3 separate regions of the Mus musculus genome follow, and all the other regions are linked to region 3. Evidence: chromatin loops called from intact Hi-C (ENCODE). Cell type or tissue: left cerebral cortex. All regions are shown on one strand.

What was found. Peaks named below come from ENCODE experiments on the same cell type or tissue, not always from the same donor. Only the 100,000 strongest peaks of a DNase experiment are listed, where the experiment ranks them.
Region 1: a loop joins it to region 3, with 14 times the contacts of the local background. A loop is called at or near these places in 2 of 42 quality-filtered maps.
Region 2: a loop joins it to region 3, with 2.7 times the contacts of the local background. A loop is called at or near these places in 3 of 42 quality-filtered maps.

What each region holds. Positions count from the first base shown.
Region 1 is chr6:36,434,940-36,442,939 of GRCm38, forward strand. The region is part of intron 2 of Chrm2 (cholinergic receptor, muscarinic 2, cardiac); the gene reads left to right. Among named protein-coding and RNA genes, the nearest start is that of Mir490, 17 kb to the left of the region's middle. In left cerebral cortex, no CTCF peak of the experiment used is centred here; DNase peaks (open chromatin) are centred at 3,228, 4,516 and 6,948; H3K27ac peaks cover 1,541 bases.
Region 2 is chr6:36,511,564-36,519,563 of GRCm38, forward strand. All of the region lies in intron 2 of Chrm2 (cholinergic receptor, muscarinic 2, cardiac), which reads left to right. Among named protein-coding and RNA genes, the nearest start is that of Mir490, 94 kb to the left of the region's middle. In left cerebral cortex, no CTCF peak of the experiment used is centred here; DNase peaks (open chromatin) are centred at 4,082, 5,201, 5,273 and 5,884.
Region 3 is chr6:36,601,386-36,609,385 of GRCm38, forward strand. No RefSeq gene overlaps it. Among named protein-coding and RNA genes, the nearest start is that of Mir490, 180 kb to the left of the region's middle. In left cerebral cortex, no CTCF peak of the experiment used is centred here; DNase peaks (open chromatin) are centred at 3,622, 4,579, 7,169 and 7,406; H3K27ac peaks cover 912 bases.

The sequences.
Region 1 (8,000 bases), 170 kb before region 3:
ACAATTACCTTTTCCAATGGTTCTGTTGCTGTTGGTCTGTTGGTCGATTATTTGTTTTGTCCACTTTGTCTGGGGGGCTCCTGCTACCCCGGCCTTCCATTGATGTCCTAGCACATCACTTTCTTTGCTTTCACTTTCTTCTTGTTGTTGTAATCTTAGTTTTGTAGCTCAGTCTGACCTGGAGCTTTGCTATGTTGCTGAGGATGATAGACTGTGGATCCTTCTGCCGAGTGCTGGGATTTCAGGCCTGTGCCACTGTGCCTGATTTACTGATTTACCAGCTCTCACTCCGTTTTAGGGGAGAATAGATACACTATAAGCTTAACAAGAAACTGTGGTGGCATCTACATGCCACTCAATCTTGTTCACCCTGCTAATTTTCCTTGGTTATTCCCTGCCCTGTCCCTCTGTTCGATGGATACAGCTGTTACCTCTGTGCTTTCTAATCCTCATATATCTTTCCCCGCTGTGTTCCCCCTCTGTAAATGTCAGATTGCTGCTCTGCTCATCCTTAGTCACTCTAGCCTTACTTTGCTTATCTTTTCCTATGGTCTAACGTGAGAAAATCATGGAAGAACAAATACTGTGTCTCTTTGTTTCTTATCAGTTAGAACATTATGGAAGCACATCTTTGGCTTCTGAAAAGAAAGAATGGTTGCTGAGGTGTCACAAGGTCATAAGTATAAAAGCGTCCTGAGAAGTAAACTGTAGTGCCTCCTGCAACTTTTCTCTATGTTAATAAACTATTACAGCTGTAGACTGATTTGTAGGTTGAATAAAGAACATGGTAGATGCTTGTAGATTTTCAGGCAGTCAAATGTTCCGTTGGAAACATTAAATGACGGTCACGAGTCAGAACAGGGATGTTTTCTAAAATTCAAGACTATCTCAGGAAAGGATATATTTTAGGCTTTAACTGGCCCATTAATTAGTGTGTGGTGATTAGGGGTGCCTGTTTGTGGTGGTATACTTGAACACATTTAACTGGCCAGACCAGAAATTAATGTTGGGATATCTTAGTTGCTTCTTTACTTTTTAATTTGAGACGGTCTTTCATTGAACCTCCTGATTGCCATTTGGGATAAACTACCTAGGTGGAGAAGTTAAGAACCATCGTGTCTATACCCCATAGTTCTGAGATTACATGAGTGCCCTGTCATGTCTGGCTTTTTAGTGTTTCTGAGGATCCAAATTCAGATCCTTATGTTCGTGCAGCAAGTACACATGGGTCATCTTCTTGGCCCACTAGTGTTTGTTTCTCTGTTTTTAAATCCCATTGAATCTCTCCATTCAGAACCTTCCTTCCTTCACAATAACTTATGAACAATAGGGTAAGTTCTAAAGTCTGTTTAAGTCTGACCTAATAAGGTTGGCAGAACCAGAATGCATGATCTGCATCTCACATGTGATAAACTTAAGGACTCAGTGGATTGTCTTTGCCCTTTGGCCCCATGTGGCTTATATCAATCTTCAGATTATCTCTTTGTCTACTAGTCAACATTTCTACATTAATCAGTTTCCCAAGAACTGAAGTTTACATTGTCTCCTATGTGCTGCCAGCATATTGCTCAGGTTTCCAGTGGACAGAGACAGTGTATGTCAGCAATTCCCATGGTTATATATTTTCAAACTCTTTTTTCTGTGCTTTATTTCCTCTTCGTCACTTCTTTTTGTCAATGTCTCACCAGTTCTTACTAACAACCCCCTGGACATCCTTTCGGTTAATATAAGGGCACCTTCCACTTGCAGATTCTTCACCTTGCAGGCATGGGGGATCTGAGGATCACAGTCCAGTGGCTGGAGAGTCGCCCATTCGTGTTTCACACGGCTCATGTCTTAGTCTAAAAAGAGAGCTCATTCAACTGCTGAGATTGAACACACAGTGTGTTCCTGGTCACCATGATGAGAGGAGCAGCACATATGCTCTCATTGTATGTGTGCCCTGGTCACATGGGAAATCCTCTGTAGCATTTAGAAACTGCCTTTAAACAACTCTGGGAGAAGGGAGGCGCTGCTCCAAATTCTGTTTTCTCTTGTGTTCTGCACTGTCACCTCTCTCAGTACCCAAGCTAGATTTGTATTCTATCTTTGGGGGGAAGTGGTTATACCTACTCTGAATCATTCACACCTTAGATTCTATCATTATTCGTTTAAAGTCGACTCTGGAAAAAGTCGACTCTGGAAAAACTGTATTGATTCAATTTAGTTTGTACTCTCCATTCACTGAAGCTCAGCATTTCCTCTTTAAAGTCTTCAACCAACCCATTCATGTCTAGACTTCCCATCACCATTCATCACATTTAGTTTCTGCCAGCAGTATATTTTTTCTTCCCAAGGGTGACAGTTTTCAGATCTTCACCTGGGTCTCCCTGTCCTTCTCAATCTTATCTATCTCCTCACTTTCTCCTGGGTACCACTTTCCACACAGTGATCTCAAGTGAAATCTGCCCAGGAACCTCCCGTTTGAGAAGCAGGTGGTAGAATTCTGCACCTTCCCAGAAGATGCTTCTTGTTTCTTACCCAATGGTGAAGAGCCTCTCACCTGCCAGGCTCCATGGCATCCTGCTCCCTCCATTGACTTCTGTGGCTGCTGTGCCCTCCAAATCTGAATTGTGAGTCTTCCCAGCATCTTAGGTGGCTTTCATGTCTTCTGTCCTAGTACTTCAGCCACTCAGTCTCTGCTCTTCCTTGTCTATGATGTTTGTCTTTGTTTCACTTTAGACTTCCAAATCTGGGTGAATTGTTATCACCAGTCATAGCTCCAAAGCTTCTTGAAAGCCTGAATTAAAATGTTGCCTCTCCTGCTCGGACTCCCCCACTCTTCTCTCTCGTGTCCAATTGTCTGCATCCTTCAATAGTGCACGGACCTTCACTGCCACCACCTTCATTACTGTCTTAGCAGCTTCTCTCTTCTTCTCTTCCTTCTCTCCTGGGTTTAAATGCTAGAACTCAACAAACCATTCTCTTCATTACTTCAAATCAGTTTCCCATCTCCTTCTAATGACTGTAGGGAGATAGCTTTGCCTACACCACATAGGTGGTGCTGGAGAAACGTCTCATCCATACAAAGCATAAGTGTTCCGAGTCATGGCACCCAGCCTCAAGCACCCCCTGAGAGACTCTCCTTAGTCAGCACTAGGATTTGTTCTTTCCCAAAGCTCATTTGCTGAAGCAGCAACCTTGCCCCCACCCACACCACCACCTACGCTCTGCTTCCTTCGTGTAACCCAGAAATCCTGTCGACGCTACCTCATTAACATTTCTCAAAATCCCTCCACATTTGCACAGCTACTGCTTTAGTTGAGTCACATACCTCTTTTCCCTACATCTCTCTTCACAACACACACACCCACACACACACACCACACACACACACACACACACACACACACACATGTCAGGTTGCATCCCTTTGGACCTGTTCATTTCTGCCCAGTATAGCATGGAATCTTAGAAGTGAAAAGCTGTGCACAAGTTAAGATGTTCTTCTTGTACTTCTTAGGGAGAAAAAAAAAAAAAAAGAAAGCCAAACTCTTTTATATAACCCTCTTCTGCCACAGAACATTACCCCAGTTTCTGTCTTTCCTCACTGTGGGCATCTGCACATATTTTCTATATACAGCTTCGGGTTCTCTGCCTTCTACAAACACTATCTCCACCCTATTCTGCCTTTCTTCTGTATAGGTGCTCTCCTGTTCCTCCCAACCAGTCTGGATATGAACAGTCGATTTTGTAATGGTTGAATTGAATGGATTCCCCTGGGAAGCAACTCCTGCCTGACTCCTTCCTAACAAACAGGCAGCAATTAGAAAGTTTCACTGACATTCTTGATTTCATTACCAAAGTTTCTGCATGTTAAACTGTTGCTGGCTTTGTTCCTTGTTTTTTTATACTGTTGCATAAACTGATACAAGACTTGCATTTTCTTAGAGGTAAATAATTTTTACAAAAGGTTGAGAGAAAGTGACTCTACCATATGCATTTAGATTCCTTTAAGTCTCAATGTATTTACTTATTGAATAGGAGTTGTAGGAATATTTTTGGAGCACAGCTGTTATTAGATGAGCTATCATATGCCAACTGTCATCAAACTATCATCCACCTCTTAAAGGAATGTTATTACAATGCAATGTGATGGATCTAGTAGAGCAGAAAGTTCTCAGATCATGATTGCAAATGTGATGGTATCTTTTATGAAATTAACTTTCTTGTAGTGATACTTCCAATGTGGTTGTCAGATATATAGATAAAAGTAGATGTACTATTGCTTCTTATAAGTGCTAAAATCACAGATAGCCAAGGAAATTAGAAATGGTACATAAATAATTATTTCTTACACTGAACACTAAATGTAAAAGCTCTGAGATAGATTTTGAGTTCTTGTGACCAAAAGAACACAGCATGGAACTAACTCTTCCACTCTTCCAGGAATACATCTCCCTTCTTACTCTATATACATTTGTGGGGTGACTCAACTGTGAAACGGTATGTTCAGCAAGCAACTGAGAAATTGCTGAGAACTAAGCAGCTGTTTAGAGACGGTTGAATTCTCAGACAGGGTTATGGGTATGTAGCTAACATAAAAGGACAGGCATTGTGATAGGGAATGTGAAGACACCAAGCAGAATTTGGCACCTGTGTTTCAATTAGCTTTTGCACACATCCTGTATCCCAGCTAAATTCCATCACTGCTTAAATTTACCTTTATATTTTTACCCCCTCCCCAATACACTATTTATTGCAAGAAACTACATTGTTTAATTCTCATCTGAAGATAAGCACATGGTAAGAAACTTCCTATCTGCTCAGCAAAATACAAAGTTCCTAGGGGAAAGATCAGCTTGTGTGTGTGTGTGTGTGTGTGTGTGTGTGTGTGTGTGTGTGTGTGTTGCATATGTTACTTCTAAGATCCTATGAAATCCCATGCCATTGGTAGTTTAGCACGAGGTTTTAGGTTTACAGTTACTTTCATGCTTTAGGGTCAATTATCATAATGTCCTAGATGATTCAGACAGGGAATGACAAATATTTATTTGCTGCCGACTCCCATATAACATGTCAACTGCAGTCTCTTCTTCCAGCTCTGACAAGCAGGCTTTTACCTTGTGCCAAACATATTTCTATATAGCTTCATCACTACCCATACTCTACCCTACACACAACAGAATAACCGTTGTACAATTCTGTTGATGGTGAGATTAAGTTTCATTGTCACAATGTCCATCATTTGGGGCCAGCAAGATGTCTCAGAAGACAAAGGCACCTGCCAAGGCTAATGGCCAGAAATCCATCCTCAAGACCCATAGAGTAAAAGGAAAAAATGAAGTCCCACAGATTGTCCTCTGGCCTCTACAGGCATTCCATGACACACACACACACACACACACACACACACACACACACACACATACACACACACACACACACACTAAACATAACAAAATCATCTGTCAGTTTCTCATGGCTATACTGGAGTAATACAGATGATTTCAGAAAAAAAAAATGTTTCACTTATTATTTTCCAAACCTTTGCTTACTGTTCCATAGTGTTATCATCCCTCTTTCACTGCTTCATTCTGCAAGCTTTTATTATGTGTAGACCATGTGTTTTGTAAGAGATAACAATATGCAAAACAGGATTTCTTCTTTCAAGTACCTAATACAAACCAATTTGTTAATATCCTTTTTCTAAAAGGATATGTTATCAGTTTGAATGACTGTAACACTCAGGATATGATCTACCCATTCGCAACTGTGATAAGAATTCTTATTTGAGCTCATTTCTACTGATGAAGGCTACATCTGTGTTGGTTCTATTGTGTTAGATATCAGGTTGCTGGTCAAATGAACACCCTCAAGCCAGTATATGGCTTTTTCTCTGCCTTTCTCCCTGGTTACCCAGGAGTTATCAACAGCATGCTAACATGGATACAGAAGGCTCAGAACAGTTGTATGCTGGATGCAAGCTCATAGAACAATCAGCTAGTAAATGAAGAGAGGTCTAACATTTTAGCAAGTCTAGCAATTGATGACTCTTATATTTTCTTCAAAATTATGAGAAAATATAAAATAAAAACCACTTCATAGTAGATGGAAAATGAACAATAAAAATGTCAACATATAGGCACTTGTAGTTCTTGGTAACTCCTGAGAATGTCACAGTTCTACTCAGTGTACTAGGTACTGGGGAACTCAATATTGACACCTCTTATATCTGCAAATGTGTGGCTTTTTATTTAGGATGGCTCTAGATTTCCTTTCAATTTCCTTTGTCTCTGGCTCCTTGTACTCCTTTTCATTCTCCATTACTTGCACACTGGACTTGTTTTAACTTGAAACTTCTGGGTATTTGCCATAGAATTTATCTTCTGTTTACCTACTGGAGAGATTGTCTGCTTCAGTCATTCAATTCTAGTTCCTGGCTATGTTCTGATTCCCTTGATCCTAGTTATAATTGAACTCACATAACATTATTTAACTCACGGTTTTGTGTACTTATAATGGGGCTGAAGGATTAGACCACTGCTTTTGAACATAGAAAGTCATTCAGTATATCTATTCCAGTGTGTGGGGTTAAAAAAAAAAAAAAACCAATGCCTGACTCATTTAAAAAACCATGCATCCCACCCCATCACAGAAATCCATTGCTCTAACTTCAGAACTTGCATTTTGCATGTTTGAGTTCTACTATTTAGATATTAAGACAAATGACCAAATAAATTCTTTCATTATTCTATGTCTCATAATGGAGACAGAGGGGTCCAAATTCCTCACAACAGTTACAGCATACAGCATTGTGGAGGATGAGGGTGATAGAAATAAGATATTTGAAAAAAAAATGACACGTTTGTGGAAGAGGCATGAGCACCAGGAGACCGTGGAATCTGCCTGCATTTCTCTGCACACTTTAGTGTGTACCGTGCTGTGAGCATCCAGGAAGAGGACAGTCACTGTGCCTGCAAAGCCTCCTCATGGTGCCTCTGCTGCAGCTGTCAGATGGAGGAGACTTAATTGATGAAATTCTATTTATACCCAAGGATAAACTTAGAAAACCAAGCTACGCTGTCAAATCTCACATATTCAGTGGATCCCCTTCTTCAAGTCTCTAGCCTCTCAGAGACAACATCTACAATTCATAGTTTACTTTTGAAGTAACCAATAAATTGGAATATAGTTAGATATGCCAGATTGGAATGCAGCTTATGATGTCACACAATCTGGGTTCAAACAGTATTCAGAAATTCGATCTTAAGTTTGCCAACAACTTCATCAGTAAAATAAAATCAGTAGTCTCAACCATCCAGTATTTTCATGGAGTCATTAGGTTACACCATATAAAATACTTTATGTGATGTCTACCTGCATGGCTAGCCCTCCATACAAATCATTGGTATTTTTTATTTCATTATTATTAATTGACTTCCAGTTCTGAGGGGAAAAATGGGACCTAGAATAAAACGTTTTCTGAATACCTGGATTATAAGACCAAGCTGCATAAAATGCTGTGGCCACATAATGATGTGGCCATGGATAGAGTGGTGCTTTGCTCGACATCTGTTTGAATGTAAAACATAATGTATGTGTGATTCAATGTTCTGCACTGTCACAGACTTCTGGAAGCACTGGAAGTGGTCTTCACTATGACCAGTTGCTGTGTCCTCACAAAATACACCTACAAAAATACACTCAAAAAATTAAATAATACTAAAGAAATTATATCCTTAATAAGTCCTTAAAGAAGTGCTATTAGAGCACACATATCAAATTTACAAATTTATACATTATCTCAAATGACTTTATAAAGGAAGATCTGTGTGTTGAATTTCCAGAATAATATTGGAGTGAGAATTCTTCAGTTGTGTAAAGAGGGTTTCATCGTGTCAAAATCATGACAGACGCCACATGAGAAGGAGAAATTCCCCATACAGCTGTGACTCAGAGTCGCCACCCCTAGAGTACAGGCTCATGAAATGGGCCCTGCAGTCACAATTACTAAAGTT
Region 2 (8,000 bases), 90 kb before region 3:
TGTCCCAAACCAAGCCAACCCAAATTCAGCAAAACAGTGGACGAACTCAGGGGTTGAGGGAAGGGAAAATGATTCTTCTTATGGGCTATGGGCCACGGGTAGGCTTCCCAAGCTTCCGTTGATGGCCCCACACCCTTGCACATATGGGCAGCATTAAAAGAATCTAGTGGTTTATAAATAAATGAATGTTGGAATTTTGATGGGGATTGCATTGAATCTGTAGATTGCTTTTGGTAAGACAGCCATTTTTACTATATTGATCCTGCCAATCCATGAGCATGAGAGATCTTTCCATCTTCTGAGATCTTCTTTAATTTCTTTCTTCAGAGACTTGAAGTTCTTATCATACAGATCTTTCACTTCCTTAGAGTCACGCCAAGATATTTTATATTATTTGTGACTATTATGAAGGGTGTTGTTTCCCTAATTTCTTTCTCAGCCTAGGGGACTTTTGGGATAGCATTTGAAATGTAAATGAATAAAATACCTAATTAAAAAATAAACAAATAAATAAATGGATAGAAAAGAAAGGAAAGGAAGGAAGGAAGAAAGGAAGGAAGGAAGGAAGGAAGGAAGGAAGGAAGGAAGGAAGGAAGGAAGGAAGGAAGGAAGGAAGGAAGGAGAGTATGTGTGGAATAAGAATGAGAGGAGTAAGAAAAACAATGTGTGTATAATCAGACTTCAATCTATAAGCCTATGCAGTTCTAAATAGGATAAAAATGAGATGACCCACCATTGAATCTATCTTGAGAGCATTTTGGGTGAATATTCCCACTTTACTGGCCATTCATGAATCATACATGAAGACAGACTGAGTTTAAGTGGGTGCTGTCTTTGTCAAGGTATAGCTGCTGATGGTGGAAATTCTTAGTTCACAATAGCTATTGGTGCTGGATCTGTAACCCTTCTCTTGCTAGTGGAACTCAGCTGCAATCTAGCTGCACTTTATATGCTCCAGTACAGGGGAATGCCAGGGCCAAAAAATGGGAATGGGTGGGTAAGGAAGTGGGGCGGGGGGAGGGTATGGGGGACTTTTGGGATAGCATTCTAAATGTAATTGAGGAAAATACGTAATAATAAAAAATATTTAAAAATAAAATAAAACGAGGACTCAGATGGAAAAAAAATCAATAGGCTATGCTTCTTGTCCTTAGAGTATTGCCATTTAATGCTTTAAAAGCATTATATCATAAACAATGCGAAGTTTCTTATAATGATCCTGGAAGAATAACATGGACACAGATATCTGGCAAAGGTGTCTGTAGAGTGGCTTTAAACAGTCAATGGCACCTCATGCAAGCCACATAAACTATGGATAGGGTAGACAGTGAATGGACATTGAAGACAAAGACTTGTGTCTTCATCCAACTGGACTGACTACAGAAATATGAGAAAGAGAAGTCCTAAGACTGCCCTCCTCTCCCAAACCACTATCACTAGTAAGGATGTTCTTTATTCCTGATACAAGGTATTTCCCTTCAGTGAGTAAAACTGACAACTGGAATGATTTTTGAAGAGTTCTTTAATTGAAAATAGCACCTCCAATGACTGTTAACTATGATTTCTGAGTTAATTTATCCTTATTCATAAATCATATCCTGAGCATCATAATTTTAATATTTTCTTAATTTGTAGTTGAAAACTGCTGGGGAAGGTAGAACAATTCTTCATTGGTGATATGGCCAAAGCAAGCTTTTAGTATTGAGTTCAATCAAAATGTGCAAGGGGCTAAATTTTATTTCTTACTCCATCAGAAAGATTAACTTCTCTAGAGAACACTCTTTTGAAATAAAATATAAGTTAAAGATTATCAAATAATCTTTCTTGGATCTACAGGTATGATTTTAAAAAGAGATTCACTGTCATAGCCTCCAGACATCTTGCTTAAGAATATATTAGTTACATTAGTTACCAATATTCACATCCTAAGAAAGATGATACCAGCATAGGAACCTAGATGCTTGACATGAAAGTGGATTTTTTAAAAATATGACATTGAATAGAAGTGTATGAGAGAATAAGAAATTGATTTTACTCATGAAAAATTATTCAAATTGTTTTCTTATGTTTGGGGAACAGTACAAACTGGGATCTTCATTCTTTTATGTTACTTCTTGTTGTGCTATATTTGCCTATGAGAACCACCTTTTAAATTATAATCAATTCAATCATAATGACTACTTAATGAGTACCTGCATGGAGCCTACTGCATTATGTTCTGTGAAAAATCTGTGAATGGTACATTTATTTACTATATATCTATTAGACCAATTAGATAAGAAAAAAAAAGGTTTCAACAGATCACTTGCCCAATCCCCTCCCCCCAAAAATGAGATAGGCTTCTTTTTTAGGGTTTGCTAAGCTAAAGCTTTAAGTATCCCATCCACAAACACATCACAGCTATCCATAAATAGAAGTTGCAGGAGAGTTGTGTCACCCTAACAAAGTGAACAGCTAACCCTTTCTGGCACCTCCCATAGCTGGATAAGCAGAACCTTTGCTATTGTCTCCCTTAAAAGTAAAGGTGCACTAAAGCCATGGCGTTCTTCATGTTGGGGTGCTGCTTACAGAAGACCAGCTGTGTGGCCTGAAAGTTCCCTTTCTGTAGCAGGCTGTCATGTTGTACCAATCCTTCCTCAGAAGATTCCCTCTCTGATAGCCTTTATAGGAACAGAAAACCCACCCTTGCTTTCCAACTCAGAGAATACTTATCATGTAAACACATCATACATGCATTTACACAGTGGTTGGGCAAAGATTCAGGGGCCAAATCCCCTAGCTTATTCCCTACCATCTTGAGATGTGCCACAGATTAAGTAATTACAAACTTTATATATATATATATATATATATATATGTCAAGCTAAGCATATTTCAGTCTCATCTCAGTAAACAACTCATACTAAACCTGGTCTACCGATAAGATGCCGCAGTTAAAAGCTTGCTTTCTACCAGTCTTGAACATTAGTTCTCACCTATTTGCCATCCTATATTGGGTGATCTTTCCTTGTCATGCATTGTTTATGAATGAATGGAAATTGTACTTCAGTGCCTATACGTGACTTGCTCAAAGTTTGGTTTGTTTGTTTGTTTGTTCGTTTGTTTGGTCTCGCTATGTAACTCTGGATGGCCAATAACTCCTTATGTTAGTGAGGCTGGTTTTGAAATCACAGAGATCTGCCTGCCTTTGCCTCCTGTATGGTGAAACTAAAGGCATGTACAATTATCCCTTTCATAAACTGCTCAAATTTCAGCAAGCATTTGCTACATGGCATGAAGAAGGTGACTGCAAACCAGTTGTGTCTGGCCTACTTCCAAGCCCAGATGGTGCAGTTCAAGAAAACAAGTGTCATTTCTGTCATATTTTTCACACTGGGCTCAGTTACCACCAAACTTGTCTCTTAGGGAAAGGTGTAGGTTACTGCTCTGTGTTGATGAGTACAAAGTTTGGGCTTCCAGAAAGACGTGAAGTCAAAGAGTGTTTGGAAAAAATGGAGGTGAAAGAGTTGTGGGTTCAACTCAATGAGAGACCTCTTGCTTAGTATGCACAGGGCCCTGCCTTCAATCCCCAGAACTGTGAAAATTAGTAAAACCAACAGAGTCTGCATGCAAAAAAGAAACACTTACATATTTAAGTGATTTTTAAACTGAAGTCAAAGGAAAGGGAAGGGCATCAGAGAAAAAGGAGAAGGAGCACCAGAGGATGGCGCATTCTATTATACACTTTTATTGCTGTGGTTGCCCAAGGTTGTAAACAAGAAATGGTTTTATTTCAAGCACTTAGGAGCTTGCTCTGGTTTCAGACACAAACTTCTTTCTTTCCAACTTGCTTTCTATTGGGACTCTAAATTAGTGCTTCAGAGACACGAATCTTTGCTGACTCAAGTCAGTTTTTCGTGTCCCCTCATCTGAATTGCTATTCCATCATTTAGTGAAAATTTTAATCTTCTCAATGCTCTTGGACTTCAAGTTTTAGTGAGATAACGCTGTGGTCATTTCTCAGAGTTCTAGAAATAGGCTGCAATCAGGCTCTGGGGAAACAATCATTCTGTGTTTGGATTAGAAACAATAAAAATAGTTGCTGCCCATCACTTTGTATACTTCATTACTATTGGATTTTTATAGCCCCATTGACTCTGGTATGAATCATAAGGCTATGAGGCAGGTGTTATTTGTGTCACTGAAGAGTGGGAAGTCTCACAAGTTGGATCTTTTGGAGGTGAATTCAACTCTCTGGGCTCCACACAGCCAGAGCAATCTCTATTCTAGAGATGTTAGCCAGAAGAGAGATGATACCTATCTGCTGTACATTTCTGTGCCTCAAATGATAGTAACCATTAAAGCCATGCCTATAAAACAAAATCTACTCATTTGCATTTTCCATAGAAAAGCACTTTTTTTTTTTTATTCTAGAAAGAGCAATGTATTACATTGATGGGTAAGGTTTTTTTTTTTTTTTTTTCCTTCATGGGCCATGTACACTGAGACAGACCCATAATAAATATACTCCTAAGTAAACTGAGTGTCTTAATCTCTATCCAGTTATTTTCAAACTGTGCTGCCTGAATTTTCCATATACTCGGAGGGAATTTCACTTGTGTGTGAATTACTTACTCTGGGCACAACTCCTGATCCCATTTATTCTCATCCTAGTTGCCATGGTCCTCCAGGGCAACATAAACATTTCACACTACTCACAAATGCAGCTCCCTCTTACCTCCCATCAGGTGTGTCCTTCAGCTACAACCCAAAGTAACATGGTGGCACATGCTCTCCTCATCTCCCAATGGAAGGCATATACACCCTGGAAAATTCTCCCTATAGGGGACACTGTTTGGTTTTGCTCAGCTTCTTGAGAGCAGCAGCTTTCATTCCAGAATTTTCTATCAGGGTTATAACAAGCCTCAATTCCTCTGCAAATTTGATTCGCATTTTTAATTCACAGCAATGAATTAACTAATTTAGTGCTATTAAACTAGCAGCCTGCCAACTTCAGGGGCTGGGGGAATGAACACCACAAGAACAAAATTTAAAAAGCCAGCTACACAGTTCCTGCTTCTTAAAAACAGAGAGAAAGACACAGATACAGCTGTGAAATCACAGGCAGCTCTGTGGCCCGTGGTCCATTTTCTCTTTTGTTTCACGGGGTTGCCTCTGATTGGATGTTTGATCGGGGTTCTCAGTGTAATACATGTCTCATGCTGTAGCTCTAGGCCCATGCATTTTACTATAAAGGAGTTGCACTTTCTCCAAAAGGAGAAAACCCAGGCAAAACGTAAGCCTACAGCCCTCATGCTCCTCAGAGTGCTGTTGAATTCAGTGCAGGAGTCAGTGTGCTTCCTGACTCACAGAGATATGATTTTAAAGCTTAAAAACCAAGCTGAGCATGGTGGTGCATGCCTTTAATCACAGCTCTTTGGAAGCAGAGGCAGATGAGTCTCTATGAGTTCAAGGCCAGCCTGGTCTATAAAGCAAATCCAGGACAGATAGGGCTCTGTTCCACAGAGAAACCCTGTCTCGGTAAACCAAACCAACCAAGCAAACCACAATAACAATGATGACATTAACAACGAATGTCCGATAACAAACGTAAGCATTCTCTGGTTTCAATGGGCTTATGCGTATCCAGACCCCCTTTCCACTGTGTCAGGAGGAACACCGTGTGAATAATAACTAAAACGTGAGCTGCGAGAGGTGGGAAAGCTCAGATCCTAGTGAAATCGTGGCTACCACTCTTTTCCCTGTTAGTCATGGCACTTTTCTAGGGTAAGTGGTGTTTACATTGTGTTTTGAAGAAGGAAACGGCAGTGTGGCTGACATGGACTGGAAGCTTGTCCCAGAATCACTAAGAATAGTATTACGTTTGACAGGCAGCCAAAACAGCCAGCATGTTTACCCTGCAGTAGGCTTGTGCATAATCCTGATGTTTTTCACATTGAGAGAATTCATGAATTCTATGTGCACTGACTGGAGAATCAGAGTGCTGTTTCAGCTACATTCACTCTCCTGCCATTGGCTGTTTTGTTGGTGGTGGTGGTAATGTGTTTTGCTTGTTTTGTTTTTTAACATCTCTATGATAATACCCATGGATCTAAAAGGAACAGCTTGAAACTATAGTATGTTTTCAGTGTGGAATTTTTTTTTAATTCAAAATATTATATAATGCATCGCTGGCAAAGTCTACCATTTTGAACGACAGTTTCCTAAATGAGAAAAACTCACATTTCTTCGAGAATATTTTCGACACATTTTATTTTAAATAACATGTCAAGTCTGTGTGGGTAAATGAGTGTGTGATTCTTCTTACTGTTTTCTGAACCTTCACACACTGAAATCAAAGTCATAGAGCAGTGGCTTAACACCACTATCGTGTTCTTTTTTTTTCACTTTTTTTTTATTAGATATTTTCTTCCTTTACATTTCAAATGCTATCCTGAAAGTCCCCTATACCCTCCTCCCGCCCTGCTCCCCAACCTACCCACTCCTGCTTCCTGGCCCTGGCATTCCCCTGTACCGAGGCATATGATCTTCACAAGACCAAGGGCCTCTCCTCCCATTGATGGCCGTTCTTTACTGAGAAAAATATGGTGGCCCAGAGTCCTGCAAGGATGAGTCTGGCATCATGAAGGAGAGGGAGGAAACAGTGGGAAAGGGATGAGCAGAGGGTATTTAGGGAAGTGGTCCCAGAGATCCACCATGCTTATTTTGCTCCATTTTGGCCAACCTTCCTCCTAAAGCCTTAGCCTTGGCGATTGGCCCCACATCTGTCCAGCCTTGTAGGTAGCAGGTGAGTCTCGTCAGCTTCCTCTGTCTCTCCTAGATTAGAAATCCCCTGTGGAAGAGAACATGCCCTATTTTCTTTGGGTTTCCATCATTCTCTGCTTCCACCCCCACAGCCTGTGACACCATTTGAGGATCTGCTCCTCCCAGGGCTTCAGAAGGTATTTTGGAACAAAGAGAAACAGGGCCTTTGCTCCTCCCTGTGGCCATTCCCACTGCACCTGCAGCTGCAGTTAGATGCAGGAGCTGGTGAGGAAGGACAGAAGGATGGGCACCCACTCTGACTCACAATGTCTTGGTTCAAAGGGAAATCAGATTGAAGGGGGTTGGGGGGTGGGGAGCAGAAATGTGTTCCATGTCTGTGTGACCAAAAGTTAACAATACATAAGAGAGAAACAAACCATGTGACCATTGATTGCATCAATATCAAACTGTGTAAACAGAATGCTTCTCACAGAACAAGGGCTTTGCTCCCTAACACTTCTTGGAATAAATGTTTCCTCAGCTCTTCTTTGCCTTTTAAAAAAACAAAACAAAACAAAACAAAAAAACAAAAACAAAACAAAACAAAAACAATACTTATTTGGTCTCTAACAGTTCTGGTGGGAGAAAGTGTACTTAGCATCAGTACCAATGCTATTCATTAATTAGTGGGATTAAGTAAGTATTGCAAAGACCTAAAGCAGATTTTGGATTATCTTCTACAATTCATGTTACGAAGTAAAAGTTGCATTTTAATATCATTTAGCAGATTAACAGACAGAGTATATGTTGATAAATAACACAAAACATCGAAATGAATAAGCTTCATTTCCATTTTAATCAATGATAACACAGGTAAAAATACTGTATCTCATTCTTAAGACAAAAAAATTAACTTTTTCATATTATCACCCACTAATCCTTTGGTGGGAGAAACCTTGTCTCCATGCCATTCTGATACTTTTTCTATTGCCCTGCTAAGTCAACCTTATAATTTTTATATTTTCTACAATAGAATTTTGGGTTGAAAGTCTTATGTATACTATAACATTGTTAAGACAAAATTTTAAGCATCTTGGAACATACTATGATATTTATCCCTCATATATACTAAACATACATACATTGTACATACATTGTACTCTCCTACCCGGCTCTCAAACCCATGACCTCTCCTTCTGTAATTATTATTGTTTATCTCTCTCCTGAATGCCTTTAATGTTGCTTGTATGTTCGTG
Region 3 (8,000 bases):
ATAGGAATTGGTGAAGAGTAACTGAGTAAGATCTACAGATGTAGTCTGCACACCATACACACACACACACACACACACACACACACACACACACACTAACACTAAAATAAAATAATAATAATAATTAAAATACTTTTTTTTAATGTAGTGTTTTGAGACCCTTCTTCCACCATCTCCATATTTTCTTAGGAAATGTCTCTTGAATGATCCATAACCTCTGCCTGAATTTTAACCAATCACATCAAAAGACTGGTTTTCTTGGTTTCCTCTCCAAAAGTCCCCTATACACTCCCCCCGCCCTGCTCCCCAACCCACCCACTCCTGCTTCCTGGCCCTGGCATTCCCTGTACTGGAGCATATGATCTTCACAAGACCAAGGGCCTCTCTTCCCATTGATGGCCGACTAGGCCATCCTATGCTACATATGCAGCTAGAGACATGAGCTCTGGGGGTATTGGTTAGTTCATATTGTTGTTCCTCCTATAGCATTTGAAATGTAAATGAAGAAATGTCTAATAAAAATGATATATATGCAAACTCAAAAAAAAAAGAAAGGATATGGAGTTGAGAGGGTGGGGAGGTAGGAAGGATCTGGGAGGAGTTGGAGGAGGGGAAATTATGATCAGAACATATTGTAGGAAAACTGTATTTTCAATAAATATGTATACTTATTGTTGATATTTTAAAACATTAAAGTCTTCATATTTCCTTTTGAATTTTAAAAAGAAGATAAAAGAAAATGGTGACAATGAGTTTAAGAAAAAAAAACAAATGAAACACTGAACATTCAAATGTAATTTTTACAAAATGCTTCCTCATTGGTTATGAGATTCTTTTAAAAATATCAATTTATTGCCAGGAAAAAAAAAGACTGGTTTTCATCTTTCAAGTCATTTTTGCTTGATTCTGTTCATCCAACTTGCCTAAACACCAGACCTAAGCATCCACTTACAAGTAGCTTAGCTGTCTAAAATCTACAGTGCTCTCATTGGATTTTGCTAAGTATAGTTATCCTTTTCAAAGAATGTGCCCTCATTTTAAAATTTTCTTTATCCAGTTTTGTTCCCTGCTTTATTGTATTCTACATCAATTTAGCATTATCTAAGCCTAATCAATCAAATAATTTGCATCGTTTTCATTTCTCAATAAACAATTTAAAAAATCAGTCATTGATATAAGCCAGATTCCAGTATATTAATAAGCATAGCGTCGAATTTATATTCATTCTCTTTCCATCGCTACTTTTGGTCTTATGCTCCATCGTTCTCATGTTCAAATAATAAAATTAATCATTATTGCTCTTATTAAAGTATGTACTTTCATGTAAGAGGATTTAAAATAGAAAATAAAGCTACTTCTGACAGCAAAGACAGTTTGGGAGTAGATATATCAGTATTAATATTTGTATTAATTAGATCAGACCATAAATCATATCTCTATATGAATGCTCACAATAAATATCTATCCAATTACGTATGTGGTTAAAGTTACCCATGAAGCAGTGAGGGTCATGGTGATGGTGAAAACTGGGAAGGAAATGAGGAGCGTTCTTTGTAAATGTTCTTTTTCCCATTGTTGTTACTGTTCCTTATCTGACCTTATACCTACATGTCTAGTTCTAGCAGCTAAAATTCCAAGCAGCAGATGAGAATCATACTTTCTTCAACCTACTCCAGATAGAGAGACCAGCAGACCCATTTTGAGGGTCTAAGAAAAGAGGATAAAAGTATATTCAGAAAAACATTATTGCCGGCAGTGGTGGCATACGCCTTTAATTCCAGCACTTGGGAGGCAGAGGCAGGTGGCTTTCTGAGTTCGAGGCCAGCCTGGTCTACAGAATGAGTTCTAGGACAGCCAGGGCTACACAGAGAAACCCTGTCTCAAAAAAAAAAAAAGAAAGAAAGAAAGAAAGAAAGAAAGAAAGAAAGAAAGAAAGAAAGAAAGAAAGAAAGAAAAGAAAAGAAAAGAAAAGAAAAGAAAAGAAAAGAAAAGAAAAGAAAAGAAAAGAAAAGAAAAGAAAAGAAAAAAATATTATTTTAGGAATGATTGTATTAGTTAATAGCTGTATTGTAATGCTGAACAGAAACAAATGAAAGGAGACCACAGCTATTTGGCTCACAGTTTTAAAGGGTTTATTCCATGATCCCAAATTCCTATGAACTTCAGTAGAACATTATAATACAAGGAGGAAAAGGAGAGTCTCAATTTATATTTATCATGAAACAGAGGGAAGAGATTACTGTAAGGGATGAAGGAAAGATATAGAGCCTCCACTAACCCACTTTCTTCAACTAAGTGCCACTTTTCAAGTGTTTTCAGACAAATTAAAACAGTGCTATTAGCTTGGATCAAGAGCTCAACATATGAGCTCATAGGATACATTTCATATTCAAACCATAACAGGCTCCTAGAGCCAAAACCTTTTCCCTAGATTCTCAGGAGGTAGCAAAGGAAACTACCAAAAGCCTGCGATGTAGAGTAGAAAGGACTTTTTTCACAGAGTGACCCTCAACAGTGTGATACTGATGGTGCAAGTGAGAGTCCCGCTGTTCTTAGGAGCCAGTCGGCGTGATAAACCAGATCTGTCAGAAACAATGACATTGAAGCAGTAATAAAGAACATCCTACCTCAAAAGAACTCAGTCATCCCACATGGACTCATGGCAGAATTTCATGAAGAGTTAAAACTATTGACTCCCAAATTATTCTATAAAATACAAAACGAAGGAATGCTTCCAAATAATTTTTTATGCAGCCAACATTACACTAATATCTAAACTAGGAAAAAAAAAAACTTCAACAAAAAATAAAGTGATAGGCCAATCCCCACGATAAACAGAGATGCAAAATTACTCAATAAAGTACATGTAAATACATCAAGATCACCCACCACAATTAGGTTACCATCATCCCAGAGATGCAGAACCTTGCTGTCTCTATAGATGCCTGAAAGTCCCTGAGTAGACCAGGCTACTTTCGAAGCATCAATCTTCTACTTATGTCTTCTAAGTGCTAGGACCAAAGGCATGAAGCATTTCTAGTTACATATACTTCTGTTTATCATTGCTATCAATTTTACTATGTGATTCTCCCATTAAGTAATAGGCAATAATTAACTATAATGGAATAAAAATAGTCAATTTTTTAAATAGTTGAGAGGGTTCTGTGAATATGATTCTCATAAGTAATGCTTCTGGAGCTGGTGGACTGCAGTTCAATCTTGGGTCAGACTAAGAGAAATGTTGCTTAAACTCAGTACAGGAAAGGATTGTTTCGCTACTGCATGAACTAACCAGTTGCCATCTGTAAACTGAATTCTAGGCAAATCAGGAACAACTTGTTTCTGGGAGGACAATAACTAGGCAGCAGAAGCTCCCAGAAGACATTCGGCATAGGGAGTAGACAGCACATGAGTCTGACGTTGGGTCACAGTAGGAATCTTGGGAAGTCTCTTCTGCTTGTTTTCAGAACTATGTAGTGGAAAAGGACGTATCTGTCCTTTGATGCTCCAAAGAGCAAGGACACAAAAAAAGAGCTTCATAGCAATATATGTAGGGTAAAGCACACCTCCTCACTCACAGTAGTGGTGGTGGTAGTGGGTATGTGCGAAGTTTCCCAGACTGGGTTTCCCAGCAGAGGCTCCATGGCCATCTGTTAGAGATATTGCCAAGAAAATTTCTACACCAGGTGGGAGAACCCAGGAATGGATCCCAGATTCCTTTCCAGAGGCAAACACTGTGTTTCTAATTGGGCCAAAGATGCATGGCTTCACTTCACCTGCTTCCAAAAGCCTGGATATAGCACTTTTGGGAGAAAAAAAATGAACTTTGTTCCATACCAAAAAAAATAATAATAAGAGAAAATGAAGGAGAGAGAAGAGAAGAGAAGAGAAGAGAAGAGAGGAGAGGAGAGGAGAGGAGAGGAGAGGAGAGGAGAGGAGAGGAGAGGAGAGGAGAGGGGAGGGGAGGGGAGGGTATAGGGAGGGGGAGGAACTGACTATAAGAAGAACAAGAGAAAGCAGAACAGGAAGATCAAAAGTAAAACCATTCTCTAGGTAATTGCTTAACTGATGGAATGTTCCTGGACTTCTCATACTTGAGATTTTGCTTTGTTTTCTCTTATTTCCTTTTTCTTTGTCTTTTTTCTATCGGAAGACATTGATCTTGAAATTCTCAGGCTTCCATAATTACAGACACAGGGGAAATCCCATGTAGATACATCACTTAACAAAACCATTATTTCTCTCTGTGTGAGGATTTTGGACAGGATTAATAGAAGAGTATGTTGACACACCTTGACTTTTTGCAGTTTAGTGGTTACCTGTATGTTAGTGTGTACCTTCTATTCTGGGCTTGTCTATGCCACTCCCAAAGGCTCGAATCTGGGTTTTCATGGTGCGACATATTGAGTTAAATACATTTCCAACCAGCTTTATAAACATATGTTTTCTCTTTTTAGTATGTAAAATTCTACAGATTTCCACACACATTTGATTCTGCCTAAATTGGGAGGAATTTTTCCTTCCTTTTGGCAAATTTCCTCAGTCACTGGGATTTGTACAGAAGTAATGCCAGACTTACTCAGTGTGGCAAACTTGTGTTTGTGCAACAAGCTTATCATCCACAATGAACACATGGCTTTTAGGCACAGAAATTAATCAGTGCTGGAGAGACGTCCTGGCATAGGCTCCAGGATGCCTGCTTGCATAAGCCTGCATTTGGGATCGATTATACAAAGCAGGAGCCAGAGCTACAGAACACAGAATCCCAAACACAGTTATCTCTTAGCCTCAAGCTTTTCATAAAGTGCCTAACCACTTGCAGGAAAATAGAAATATGAGTAGTTAAAATTTGGTTAGTAATGAAACTTCTTCATGGTCGTTATATAAGAATCAAAGGCAATATTATATGTGAAAATAAATAATATATACCCTTCCTTATTAAAAAATAAAAACCAACTTGAAGTGGTTTCTAGTGGAATCTAAATATAAGAGGGCAACTATAAATTCAAAGTAATAGAGTCCAAATAGTATGGATACCTAATGTGAATACTGTGATGTTTGTTGCTGGATTTTAATAAAATTATATACAATAATTATTTCAGTTGATTCATGAAAAATCACCAAATCAGTCCAAAAAATACATTATGTTTGTTTAAACTGCTCAAGAGTCACAATTAGCCCTTAGATGAGGGTGGTAGAGGCTCTTTTTCTGTGGATATCTCAAAATAGAGCAACTCCCTGTCATGTTGAATCGGAGAGCCTTCTCAATAACTTACTTTACAGTCTGACCATGTCACATTGGAGAGATGTAGTCTAAATAAATCCAAAACAATCATCAGGGAATCTCGTTGGCTGGACTTGAACACACTGAAATGTGCCAGGATAAATGAATTGGCTGTTGCCTACCAGTGAAGCACTTTGCAAATTGCAAAGCATTTTGTAAATAGAAGTGACAGTAAATTTTATCACTACCATGCCTTTTGAAGCCAGGTGGATATAAAGGAGGCTTAATAGAATCATAACTTCAAATAATAAATAATAATAATAAATAATAATAAATAACAAGCCTAAAGAAAATCTTATTTACCTTTTGTTTTTCTTTTGTTGGGAAACAAACATGTCCCCAAACATATATGTCTCTATGTCCACATCTAAACTAGGAGAAGAAGCATTAGCTTAGAAACAGCTTCTATAATAAGTTTGCCTATTACTGACAGCAGTCTATCACAATAACAAGAGACCACTGATTTATGCAGCAGAACCCAAATAGAAAAGAATGCAAATTGTTGAGCAAATTATCTATATAGTTTATTGTGACTATTTGTGGTCCTTTAGAAAGCACTAGCCATTAAAATCAAATCAATATCTCATTGCAAGAGCCCAGAAACCAGACCTCAGCCAATGCAGTACTTTTTTTTTTTTTTTTTTTTTTTTTTTTACAAAATCTTTCAAGGCTTTCCTTGAATTGAGTTTAACTCAAGATGTAGTTATTTAACTGGGGCATCTTCCTTCTGTGAAGATATCCATTTTATTACCATGTTTACTAAAAGCAGAGGAAAGGGTTTTGCTTTGGGGATTCTGTTTTCTTTTTAATTTAAAATGACTCCCTCAAAAATTAATAAAATGATCTTCATTGCTGCTGAGTAAGAGTAGAAAAAAAAATGTTTGCTCGTTAAACATTTTCTCTGGCTCTGCAATGGACCAGACCAAAAAAAATATCTCTGTCTTCAAGGAAAATAACAATGGGTCCAACAGAAAAACCATTCACTCCTATTCACTCAGCAAAGCACCACTCAAGTTGTTCCTTTGCACCAAGAGACTGTCACACAGGTAAACCCACAAAGCATCCCTCGTCATGTCTATCCATTAGATGAAAAAGGTGAATACAGTGACATTAGTAAACATCTGAAAGTCAGAGAGCTGGCTGCACTGCTAATGATAAGGGATCCTGACTCCTGAGCCCAAGCTTTAAATAATATCAAACTAGATGCTTAGAGCATCCTTGTAGAAGCTCATCAGTAGACAAAAGGTAGGATGTGAAAAAGTGTGTGAGTGTGTGTGTGTGTGAGTGTGTGTGTGTGTGTGTGTGTGTGTGTGTGAGAGAGAGAGAGAGAGAGAGAGAGAGAGAGAGAGAGAGCACATGAAAAGACTTTATGGAGATGATTTAAGCTGAGTCCCCATAGATCACGTGAGACTTGGTCTGCTGGAGGAACAGGGAGAATAAAATGGAGAAAATATTCCAGAGGAACAGACAGTGTATGTCTTCCTCATCTTTGGGCTAGACGTAAATTCGAAGTAAGATATAGAATTAAAAGATGATCGTGAGGAAAAGATCCCACTGTGCATTAAAAACCATGCACCACCAACAGGAATATTGGACACAAAACAAATTCCGTTCATGAGGACAAACAAGCCAGCGTTGGATTACACTGAGGGCTGGAGGTGTAAATCACAGTGAACTGTTGTTCTCTCCTATGATGCGGAATAGATGTCTCTGGATTCTCTGCAGAGTTTAAAGTGCCTTCAAGGACTTTCTCACCTCCACCAGCTTATCCTCCAGCTTTATTTAGTCATCTTATCCAGTGACACTTGAAATATTGTCCTAATTAAAGCACTGACACTTTAGGGGTACTGTGAAAATTCTCCTGGAAGCATGCCCTCTTGTCTTTCTCATCATGAAACCAGGAAAAGGGTTTAGAGACTCATCATGTTTTGAATCTTTTTCAAGCCTCTGGTAATTCACAGCGTCATCTTTCCCGTGGATGATTGTCAGATCCGAGGTGAGGGATCACAGCACAAGACACAAAGGTCAACTTTTGTGGCATTTTTATGCTTTTCAAAATTTCCATAAGAAGATAAACGCTGAAGGATCAGTGGTCTAAACAGCTTGGACACCCACTGCTGCCTCACAGGCGTGTGAAATGCCTCCGTCTGACTCATGATTAGAGATGTAAAATTGTCATCTTGCTCAGGATTAGAGCTTGACATTAAAAGTATTTATAACGCTTGTGAACAGAAACTGTGGGCTTGGCAAAGCTTCGCTGGAAAAACAGAATTCTTGAGAAGAAATTCCTGCAGGTTAAAAAGGGTTCTGGGCAAAATATCTAAATATGGAGGGAATAGTCTAACTACTGTGACATCTTCTAATTATTTACACATATTTTTAAGAGTGCCTTATCTATTTACAAAGGAAAATCATTCTATGTTTCTTCTCTTCCTGTCCTGCAGCATTGTAAAACTATTCCTACTTTTTCTCTAGCTGGTAATCCGGTTGTTATATTGATATATACTGTGAATTTTCTTAAGTGGTTTAGAGATATTTATGAAATGCTTATAGACAGGCTGCTAAGTTATGTATCTAACCCTGAGAGAAATATGGTTTCTGTAAAATTATAAATAATGATAACTCTGGAATCAAGCAAATACTGCTATAACCCCCCCCCCAAAAAAATATGCAGGTAATGCCGTGTTCTTATTTCATGACTGTGGGGAACCTGGGC